Linked DNA regions of Homo sapiens: region 2 is linked to region 1. A link is a contact called in ENCODE Hi-C or POLR2A ChIA-PET data. All regions are on one chromosome and are shown on one strand. Each heading gives the region's core, a stretch centred on a gene start or an enhancer-like site at or near the end of the contact. The rest is flanking DNA. Distances are from core to core; before and after follow the strand shown.

Region 1 (5,160 bases), core at 1,617-4,116:
ATTTATTTAGAGTTTATCACCATAACTAATATTGACAATTTACAATGTGCTCTACAGTGCTTAATACACAGTAACCCCTTAATGAATGTTGTTCATGGGGCAACACTTGCCCTCGCCTTTTCTCACCCGACCATTCCAGCATCTCTATGGAGTAGAAAGGGACCTACTATTATCTCCCTTTTTACAGATTTGGAAATGGAGGCTTTAGAGAGTTGAATGACATGCTTTTTTTCTAGGATACATGGCTGATAACTGTTAAAGTTTGGCAGTAAATTCTATTAATTATTGCAAAGCAACGTTTACCATTGCACTTACATCCAAACTAGTACGTTGCAAATAAATCTTACAGCACTCACTGGATCTCCATGCTTACGCTATTCCATGAGCTAAAGCTATAGAACATCTACTTTGAGCCAGAGAAGAGAGGAGAAACTTTCTGATTTAGAGCCACATTTATATTAGAGTCTATTTACTATTTACTAGACTCTTTACTATTAGAGTCTAATTTACTGCCCACATCCCTCTTTTCTCAACCTAAATGCCCTTTTTATGGCTGTAGCTGCCCTCACCCCCAGAACTACATTTCTATTTCCTGCAGGTGTCTGGGCATTTGCAGGGCTGGGATCCTCTAGGTGCTCTCTAAATGCATCCGCATGCTTGGCATGAGGCGCAGCCAGACTTATGGCTTAGAAGCGGGGCCATATCAGCTGGGTCAGCAGCATTCCAAGTAACTGAAAACCCTTTAATGAAGGGAAGCAAGACAGGCAACTTAATTTAACAGAGAGACAAACCTAATATGAGAGGGCAGTGGCTGCCACAGCTGCTGAAAGCGAGATATATTATTTTGCCATTCTGGAAGCTTTAGCAACTTGGAAATCTGACATCCTGAGCCTGAACATACCTTAGGTTCCACGATAGACTATCCTAGATTTACATGTGCATTTGAATAGTTTGGATAAGATGGCTGTCCAAACTGTTCATTTGGTGAAATTTACTTAGTAGGAAAAACCAGATCTCTTTGGCAAATTAAACGTGACATAATTGTACCCAAACCCTACGTTTCAGATCCCTCTATTCATATCTAGTTTTCCACTCTTACATCCTATTCCAGAGCCCGTTTTCCCTTGTTTTCACTACTCCCAACGTACTATCTTGCAATGTGCGTTTATTACACGAATGAATGAAATGGTTTAAAAAAAAATCCCAATAAGTGATATTAGGAAGAGGCACCAAAGGTTCACAAACTTATTTTTGTGAATTCTGTAAAAAATGTCATCCAGTGTCTTCAGCATTAAAGGACACAGCAGCAGCCCCACTGCCCTTTTATTAATCCGTAGCCAGAATGGGCACTAGGCGGCCGGGATTCGCCATCTCGCCTCTCCTGGGCGCCAGGTGCGCCTCAGATAAGCGCAGCCGGGTAGGAGTTTGAGGACGACAAACTTTCCCGCTTCTGAGGGAGGAGCCCCGGAGAGGACCCGCTGACGTGCGAGGGTGCTGCCTCCGATGTACTACCAAGGAGGGCGAGGGTTCCTATGTCTGTCTGGAGCGCAGAGGGGTGGACTGCAAAAAGGTAGGAGGCAAAGCCAGCTCGAGTTTCCCCGGCCCGTAGCTGGAGGGAACATCTGCCCAAGTGTCGCCTCGCCCGAGAACGCTCACGCCCTCTCCAGGGCCAGGACCCTTCCTCCTCCCCTCGCACTGGCCCTTCGTGGCTTCCAGCACCGCTGAGCACTCGGCGTCCCAGCGAGATTCTCCTGCCCCGACAGACTCCGAGGGGGCGGGGCCCGGCGGGACGGGGCGGGGACAAGCCCTCCCCGGGCCCGCCCGTTGGCATTGTTGCGCGGTGATTGGACGCTTCGGAAGGCCGCCTTCCAGGCCGACCCGGGGAGTGACGGGCGGCCAGCGGCTGCTCCCCGGCGTGTGGGGTGCGGAGTGCGGGGCCCAAGGCTCCAGAGGGGTGGGGACTCCGGGCCGCAGCGCCGCCGAGCGCGATTGCCCGCTGAGATTCGGCGCCCCGGGGTGCGGCAAGCTTGCGGTTTCAGGTGCTGGCTAGGCGTCTTGGTGCGCTCGCTGGAGTGCCGAGAGCATTTGGGAAACTTAACTTCTCGCCCCCACTCCTTGCTCCCGACTTTCGGGTAGAAAAGCAGTTGCCGAGTTGTTTTATTTCCTCCCCCATCGGACTCTGTAAAAATAGCCGTGCGCCGGGGCGGCAGAGCCCATCTCTGCCGCACCGCTGCCCCGGGTCGGCAGAGCCCATCTCTGCCGCACCGCTGCCCCGGGTCGGGTGTGGACCTAAAAATACCCGGCGGTCCCAAGCCTGCGCTGGGGGTGCGGGCGGGTCCGGCCGGGCCGCAGAGGGCGTCAGGAGACCGGAGAAACGGCGGCCGCCTGGCCCCCTCGCCTCTGCCGGGGCTGTCCCTTTAAATCCTGGAGGAGGCAGAGAGAAAAAAGGAAAGAAAGAGAAAAGACGCGGAGCCCCGAGCGGTTGGTGGCGGTGCCCGGCCCCCCCACTCCGCCTCCGCGTCGGGTCCTGACTCCCGCCCGCAGCCTCCGCCAGTCCCGGGCGCCCCCCGCCGCGCCGCCCACTCGCCACAGTTACTGTCAAAATAGAAATTAGCGGAGCCGGGCGGGGGCTGCGGCGCAGCAAGTGCATGTGCCGCGCGGCGGGGAGGGGGCGGGCGCGAGCGACAGGCGACCGCACACATCCGGGCCCTTTAGCCCTGTGCGCCCCCCGAGCCGGCGGCGCGGGCGCGGGGCGCGGGGCGCGGGGCTGACAGCCGCGGCGCGGGAGGCGGGGCGCGGGGAGGGCGGAGGCGCGGCGCGGGGAGGGAGGAGCTGCCCGCTCGCCCGCTGCCGCCGCTCAGCTCCATACCCGCCGGCGCAGCCCCGCCACGAGACTCTGACAGCGGCGCGGCCGGCGAGGCTCGGGCGCGCAGGGACCGGCGGACACCGGCGGCGAAGGAGGACGCCAGGACTGCGTCCCGGAGCCAAGTGCGGGAGGCGCGCAGGGCCGGCGGCGCGCGGAGGTGAGCGGCTTCGCGCGCCGGGCTCGGGCGCCGGCTGCCGGGGTCGCGATCTCCACAGCACCTCGGCAGCCGAGGCAGTTCGGGAGGTCGCGGGGCGGCGGGCGGGTGGCTTTGCTTGGGCTGCGCCGGAAAGCGATTGCGGGGGCCGTTGCTAGGAGGCCGGCGGTCCGCGCGCCTTGGGGCGCCGGCTGGAGCAGGGGCGCCCTCCGCGCGGTGGGCAGGAGGCGGGGGGCTGCGGTGGCTATTCAGGGGCTCCGTGCGGCAGCCATGCAACGGAGGAGGCGGGAGGAGGGAGGGAGGGAAGGAGGGAGGGGAGAGCCAGCGGAGAGCGAGCCAGCGAGCGGGCGCCGCGCCTCCTGGCTGGCACCGCGGCCCGGAGCGAAGTGGCGCGCGGGGCTGGAAAGGAACTTCTGCGGGCGCGTGCGGCCCGGGGCTCGGCGGCGCCTGCGGGCCCGAGCGGGGCGGGCCCGTCGGCAGCCACAGGTGGTTTCTGCCAAAAGTTTTACCGCACTTCTGCCTGGAAGGCGCGGGAGCGTTTTGGTGAGTGACGTTTTCCTGGGACTTTTGCAGTCTCACTTCGCGCTGTCTTTTCTTGAAAATTGGAAAATGAGCTGGAAAGGCTGGGATCCAGCACCTCTCGATGAGATCTGAGCAGAGTACAGTCCTTGCCCGAGGTGTCGCTCATGCAGGACTCAAAGATCCTTGCTGCTGTCAAGTCGGGAAGCTGGGGGAAATGGGCGCACGCACACAGTTCCTCCAAGCCTCGGACAAGTGAAGCCGAGCCTGGCCCGGTGCCTGTCGCCGCGCGGGGTAGTGCGAGGTCTGTTCCCAGCGACACGCACGGGAACTGCGTGCGTCTTCTCTCAAGGTGTGTACGTCTCTTGCTCCGTTGAAAGCGAATTGTCTCTGGCCGCTGTGCTGCTTTGTTTTTCCGGTTGCTTGTCTGGTTTTACTAGGATGAAGGCCAGGAGGAGCCAAAGAAAAGCGAAGCGGCAGCTCCCGTTATCTTTGCAATCTGCAAAGCTGTGGAGGCTGGTACCCAACCTTCCGCGGCGCGGGCGCAAGGCCGAGGGGAGCTGGGGGTGGGTGGCGTGCGCTGCCTGTATGGGAAGTCTCGCTGGACCATGCGCAAGGCTAGAGCCGGAGTTTCTGGTGCTTCTAGGACAGAAAGAGGAGTGGGAGTGGGAAGGGAAGACCCCTTAAAAGAAGATATACTGTGCCCAGACCTGGGAGAGAGGCTCCGAGAAGTCCGGTGGCTTGGCCCTGTTCTTCATTGGCGGGGTTGAGGAATCCAGGGCAGCGAGGTAGAAACACCTCGGTAGGTCGTCCTGGGCTGAAAGAAATCATTATTCCCAGAGCGGGCCAGATACCCGGGTGTTGAAACTAGGTACAAAACTGCGTGAGAGGTGGAAACTCTCAGTCCTTCATTCTCCTTGGTCCGGTGGCTCCCGCTCCCTGCCCCCACAAGTACATGAGCAAAAAGCATGCCCTTTGCTTTATAGAAGGTCATAGGATTTTGAAGTTGAAAGAGACCCTAGAGATATTAGGAGCACTCATTTTACAGATGAGCAAACTCAGGCCCAAGGAAGGAAAGTGACCTGCTACAGTGGCTAGAGGCCCAGTGAGACTAGAAATGACATCAGCCTTCCAGGCAAGGGTGGAGAGACTTCCCTGGGCAAGGCCTGGTAGGGCTTGAGATCAGAAATGCCACCCCCACACCCCAAGCCCATCATGGCCTCTTTATCTGGTACTTTCTAAATCCATGCTTGCCAGCGAATGTGGTATATTTCCCGTCCCGTGCCCTTGGCTTAAAAAAACCAGGACTGTCACTGCAAAGTCCAGTCTGACACTATCCCAACTTTTCCTGCTCCCTCATTATCCCAAATTCCTCAAACTCCTTTTGTAACACAATGCAGCTTGATTAGCCAAGAAGAATTTGCAGCTTTTTTTCACTGAAGCACCCACTTTCCATAGGATGCCAGAACTCTGTTTTCCTGGTAATTAGATTTTACAGATATTTTTGAAAGGGAGCCCAATTTTGGATCAATTACACTTGGACACAAATGCTGTGCTGTTGTGGATACCAAATGAGAAAGATGAGCAATTATCTGGGGGTGTTGGAATAAATGTTGTTATG
Region 2 (5,160 bases), core at 2,661-5,160, 130 kb before region 1:
ACGGAGAACATCTCCTTAGCTCCGTGTCGCCAGAAACCTGTTGGTTGGCTTCAGGGTAATTTCCATCAGCTGCCTAACTTCCACAGAAGAACATACCTCTGGGCCCTCCCGGGAGGTTGCAAACAGCCTGAAGTTCAGGGTAACAAGGCTATCAAGGTGTTTTTTCCCCATCGCTTCCTTCTGCATTTGCTCTAGAATAAGAACTGGCATCTTGGGCCCCTTGAAACCAACATATGTGAAACTAAGTTCCAGGGTGACTGCTCTAAAATATTTATGATTTGTTCCCTCCTGTAGGCTGTGTTATTGCATTGCAACTTAACTATCTCTGCTCTACTATCTTTGTAGAGAAGCAGAGTATCTGGCCTAAGTGAGGCTGGTGCTTCATAAACATTTGCTGGACTTAATTAACATTTGTTAAGTTTTCTTTGTATGCACTTCTAGATACACAAACATGTAGGTGCCCAGTACATATTGAGTGAATGGTTAATTAATTGATTAGTTGGCTAAACTTAATAACCCTCCAGGCTGTCTGACAGCCTTCACATGCATGAATTCTGAGAAATCCATGCAGGCATGTATAAGTTCTTTGCTCCTTGAATTCAATAAAGACTCAATGAACACAGCCATACAAACACAGGTAAGTGTTACATGAACAGGCATACCATATACATTTATTATATGCACATATGATTCTGGTAGAAACTGGATGTATCACAGCTGCTATCCATTCACCAACAGCAAATTATTAAATGCGTGGTAATAACAGCAATGCAGACTTCCGTTCTTTAGTGGCTGCTCTCATTAGGAATGGTTAACAAATCAAGAGTGTTTTGAGAAAGAATATGTGTCAGCATAATATACTCTATTTTTTAGCTTCAGTATTTCCTGAGGTGTCAAGAATCCATACTCAGAAAAAAAGTGGCCACTATTAATTAAATGCCATAAGCTGAGAAAAGGGGGAATGTGGCCCTTCCCCCACCCAGAGGCCTTATGCAAGCCACATTTTTGAGCCTCAGTGTGTTCATCCGTAAAATGGGGCTAATACTCTCCTACCTCACAGGACCCTCTTAATAAATGCTATGATATCTGGCGGGGGAGGGGGGAGGTTCTGGGGGAAGAAAACCTGCCCTGTAAGGTCATACAAACATATTATTATTCTAGCAAGCTGTTAATCACTGATGACACTGTGCCCTAGAATGTGTTACAAAATTGCTGCCTCTGAGCATCCATTATCCAGGACAGATACTTGACACAGATGAGGTGATCTGTGTGTAAATCGAATCCTGTGTCAAACACTCAGGAGTTTCCCCAGACAACCTGAGCGTGTCCTGGCCATCCTCTAGCGTCTGTTCGGTGCATTCTGTTCACGTATAATTGGGTTTTCTTGAAAGCCAGGCCATCTCCTCGCGCAGCCCGAGCCTGCTAGGAGCCTGGATTCCTGAGGTTTTCAGCCCAGATCGGGCCCTGGGCAGGAGGAACTGGGAACGGACAGCCGGCGGCCCCTCCCTGCGCTCTGGGCGGCTCCTTCCTCTCGGCCCTGGCTCCAGCAGCGGCGGCGCTCTCTCGCGCTGTGTCACTTTCGCCCTACGGAGGCTCTAGCCGCGGCCGAGCCGGCGGCTCCAGCGGCTTCCTCCTTGGTCGCGCGGGCCCCTGGACTGGGGGATAATCCTCGGGCCGCAGAGACACAGCGCCGGGCGGGCGGCGGCCTGGGCCGGGCTGGGGCGCGCTGGGCTTGGGCTCCCACTGTCCCCAGACTGAAGAGCCGGGGCTGCGGTTGGCAGTCGCTGACTCTCTCCCCGGTCTGCGAAGGCAGCGGCGGCGAGCGCGGGCACGCACACCCATAGAACGCCTCGGTGCGGGGTCACCCCAGCGTGGACTGGGGGCGGCGCAGCCAAACCAACCCCCCGCGCCGCCGGGTGGACCCCCAGTCTGCCGGGTCACGGGGCGTCGCGGACGCGGAGGGAGGGGCTGTGTGACTCCGGCCGCACAGCGGACCTGGGACTCCTGCACCGAAGACCAGCACACGCGACCCTACGGTCTTCCCCGGCCCACAGCCGCACGGTCCCCTCTCCAAGTAACTCGGGCGCGCGCGCGCGGGGACACACGACCCCGACTTAGACAAGGAGGGGGCTGGCGGGACAGGTCGCGCGGAGGATCGGGGCCCACGCTTGTCCCCACTACGCCGCGGTCTGCGGTCCCCGCCCCCCACACACACCGGAGCCGTGTGTACACACAAACAGCCGGGCGGGGGAGGCGACGCCTCACTCCTCGGGGTGGAGACGCACGCGGCGCCGCCAGTCAGCCCTCCCCTCTACACGCCGCACACCCCGCGGTGCTCACACCCCCCAGCCCCAACCCTGAAAACTCCGCGGAACCAAACAGAGCCAACGCCGCCCAGATAACGGGCTCGGACCACCCCCCTCCCGATTGTCTTTTACCATCAATAGAGAAACACTCGGCTCAGGCGCGCGGTGTCCCGGACGCCCCCTCCGGCCACATCCAGGCACCGGCACGCGGCCCTCCGAGGCCCCAGACCTTCGCCGCAGCCCAAGCCATCGCCCCCCCGCCCGCCCTCCCCCATGACCGGCGCCCGGGACAGTTACCTGCTCGTCGTCCTGATGAACCCGAGCCGGAGCCCACCCCACGGCCTCTCGGGTCACTCGCCACCCAGAGGTGGCTTTTCAGAGCCTGTCAAGTGAACCCCTCTCCGCCGGGCGTATCTATTCCCCAGGCCCGATTGCACCGCAGCGACAGGAATAATAAAAAAAGCCAACAGAACCACAACCGTTGGGAATAACCAAAGGGGAGACCGCAACGGGTCCACCGATTTGGTTTCTTCCTCTGCTCCCATCCCCCGCTCCCCCCGCGGCCCGCGGGCTCACCGGGGACGCAGGGAGGGGGCTGCGCCCTGTCTAGACGACAGCCATCCACAGACATCCCCGAGCCCGCGGGGACGGGCGCGCACACTCACACACGCCCGCTGCCACAGACACAATCAGTCACCGGGGAAGGGAGGGGCGGCGTGGCGACACACTCTCGGGGTCCCTCCCGCAGCCCCGAGTGCCGCAGCCCCCGGCCCCCAAACGCCACCCCGAGACGGGCTCCCTACCTCGGCGGAGCGCGGTCTGAACAGCTGCAAGTTTGGCTGATACTAAACCAACTGCTCGATGCAGCAAATGCGGGCTTCAAAACAAAAGGGAGAGGAATCGCGCTCGCTCTTTTCCTCCTCCCAGGTCGGAACCCGGCACATGACAGCGGCTACACCGCGCAGCTCCAAAGCGAGCCGGGCTCCAGCCGTGCGTCCCCCAAGAGCCCCCCTTGGCGCCGGAGCTCCAGGGCCACGACACCCCGCGGGGCGGGGAACCCGGCAGGGAATGGGACAAACCCAGGGAGGGGGCGACACTGTGGAGTGCAGTTCCCCACCGAGGGGGAGGAGGGGATGGTAGATGGGTGCGGACACCCCGCTGGCCCAGGAGCAGGGATGGGGGGAAGGGGGCTGATTGTTTGGGGCGGTTTTCCCGGATTTATCTATAAGCACGCCCACGTCACGCAGCCCTCCTCCCGGGTCCCCGAATCGATCAGCAAGCTGAGATGACTATAAGAGGAGGACGGGCGAGGAGATGCTCACCTCGGGGTTCCTCTGGCCGCCGCGCCAAGCCCGAGTCGGGGGTGGGGGAAGGGGGCAGGGAAGGGGAAGGGAGGGACGAGGCTCCGGAGAGCCGACTCCTGCCTCGAGTTCGGAGCGTCCCAGCTGCGGAGGGGATCGGGCGCCCCAGCGCACAGACCCAGCAGAGAGGGGAGGGAGGGAGGGAAGGGAAACAGGGAGGGAGGGGCGGGTAGGGGGGAGGGAGTAGAGGAAGGAAAAAAAATGATCCCTGATCTGACACAGGGAAAGAGAATGTAGGAGAGTGACGTTCAGGCCCCGCCCTCCCCTCCGGCCACGTGCAAAGACTTGAAAGGAAAGAGGGCGGCTGGAGGCCTGCTGGGTAATGTAGTTCGCCTTTCTTTTCCAGGATGGCGGGCCCTGGAGAGCAGGGTGGCCCCAGGACGCTCGGGATGTCGCCTTAGCTGCCAAGACAGCCCAGTCTAGCGACGCCAAAACCCGCCGCCCAGCGACCCCACGGCGCTGGCGCAGCCCTGGGTGGGGGCCTCTGCGGTGGGAGAACTGGGGGCTTAGGCGCAGTCCAGGCTTACAGGGAAACGTTGGTTTTAGAGTCCGAAAGGCTTTAAGGATGAGAACGTCCGTGCCGAAAGTGCAAAGTCTGTGCTAATGGCAGATGAAAAGGAGCTTTGTGTATGCACTGGGGGGCCCAAGTGGCGTGATTAATGCTGCACTAAATGCCACCGTCGGTTATTGAGATGCATATGTTATAATTAACATTTGAGCATCTCTGTGTCGGGGGCTGGCTGTTGTAATTAGATACGCACTTTGCAACCAATTAATTTTCCTTCGGCCAAGCTAAGGGCTGGGACGGGGTGGTTGGGAGAATTCAACGTAGTGGATAATTCAGTAATGACTTAACCAGATCACCAATGTTTTGGTTAAAACTGAGCTTGGCACAGAGAGGCCTTCAGGAGAAATACTGAATAAAATACTGTATGCCCCAACAGGGAAGGGGGCTAGAAATTCATTAGAGGAACTGTGTGATGCAGTATAAACTGCTGTAGAAACCCATTTATTCATTAGTTTATATTCACATTTAGTGAGCACTTTCCACAGACCAGGTGTGTCTAGGAATGCCAAAACAGGTAAGACTCACAGTCTCTGCGCTCAAGGAGCTCAGTCCAGTATTAGGGACTACAGTCAATGAAAGTATTATACAAGGGATAAGTCAGCGCTTAACACAAAGTGCTGTGAAATTCCCCCCACCACACAACCTGGAGCAGCCAACTGGATGGAGGGTGGGTGGGGTCTGGGAGAGGGTCAGGAAGACTTCCTGGAGGAAGTGATACTTGAGCAAAGAATTTCTAAGTTTTTTTTTCTTTTTTTTTTTTTTTGGAGACTGAGTCTCTCTTTGTTGCCCTGGCTGGAGTGCAGTGGCGTGATCTTGGCTCACTGCAAGCTCTGCCTCCCTGGTTCATGCCATTCTCCTGCCTCAGCCTCCCAAGTAGCTGGGACTTCAGGCGCCCGCCACCACACCTGGCCAATTTTTTTTTTTT

Evidence for each region. A loop is a pair of places that touch in the nucleus more often than their neighbours do. ChIA-PET counts read pairs that join two places held with the same protein, here RNA polymerase II (POLR2A). Pooled maps may share reads with other maps.
Region 2: a loop to region 1 is called in a map of ascending aorta, with 3 times the contacts of the local background. The contact joins the promoter of CTIF here to the promoter of ZBTB7C in region 1. A Hi-C loop is called at or near these places in 2 of 168 maps with a recorded cell type or tissue (ascending aorta and naive thymus-derived CD4-positive, alpha-beta T cell), 3 of 37 single-sample maps with no recorded cell type and 23 of 50 pooled maps. POLR2A ChIA-PET finds 5 or more read pairs at or near these places in 1 of 52 experiments (endothelial cell of umbilical vein).

The regions. Positions count from the first base shown.
Region 1 is chr18:48,407,089-48,412,248 of GRCh38, reverse strand. It overlaps ZBTB7C (zinc finger and BTB domain containing 7C), which reads left to right and starts at 2,866. Exons shown (of 5, transcript NM_001318841.2): 1 at 2,866-3,023. RefSeq lists a silencer at 1,698-2,077 and enhancers at 3,348-3,965, 3,966-4,585.
Region 2 is chr18:48,537,781-48,542,940 of GRCh38, reverse strand. It overlaps CTIF (cap binding complex dependent translation initiation factor), which reads right to left and starts at 3,910. Exons shown (of 12, transcript NM_014772.3): 1 at 3,629-3,910. RefSeq lists an enhancer at 1-390 and silencers at 1,545-2,024, 2,345-2,434, 2,865-3,224, 3,725-3,804.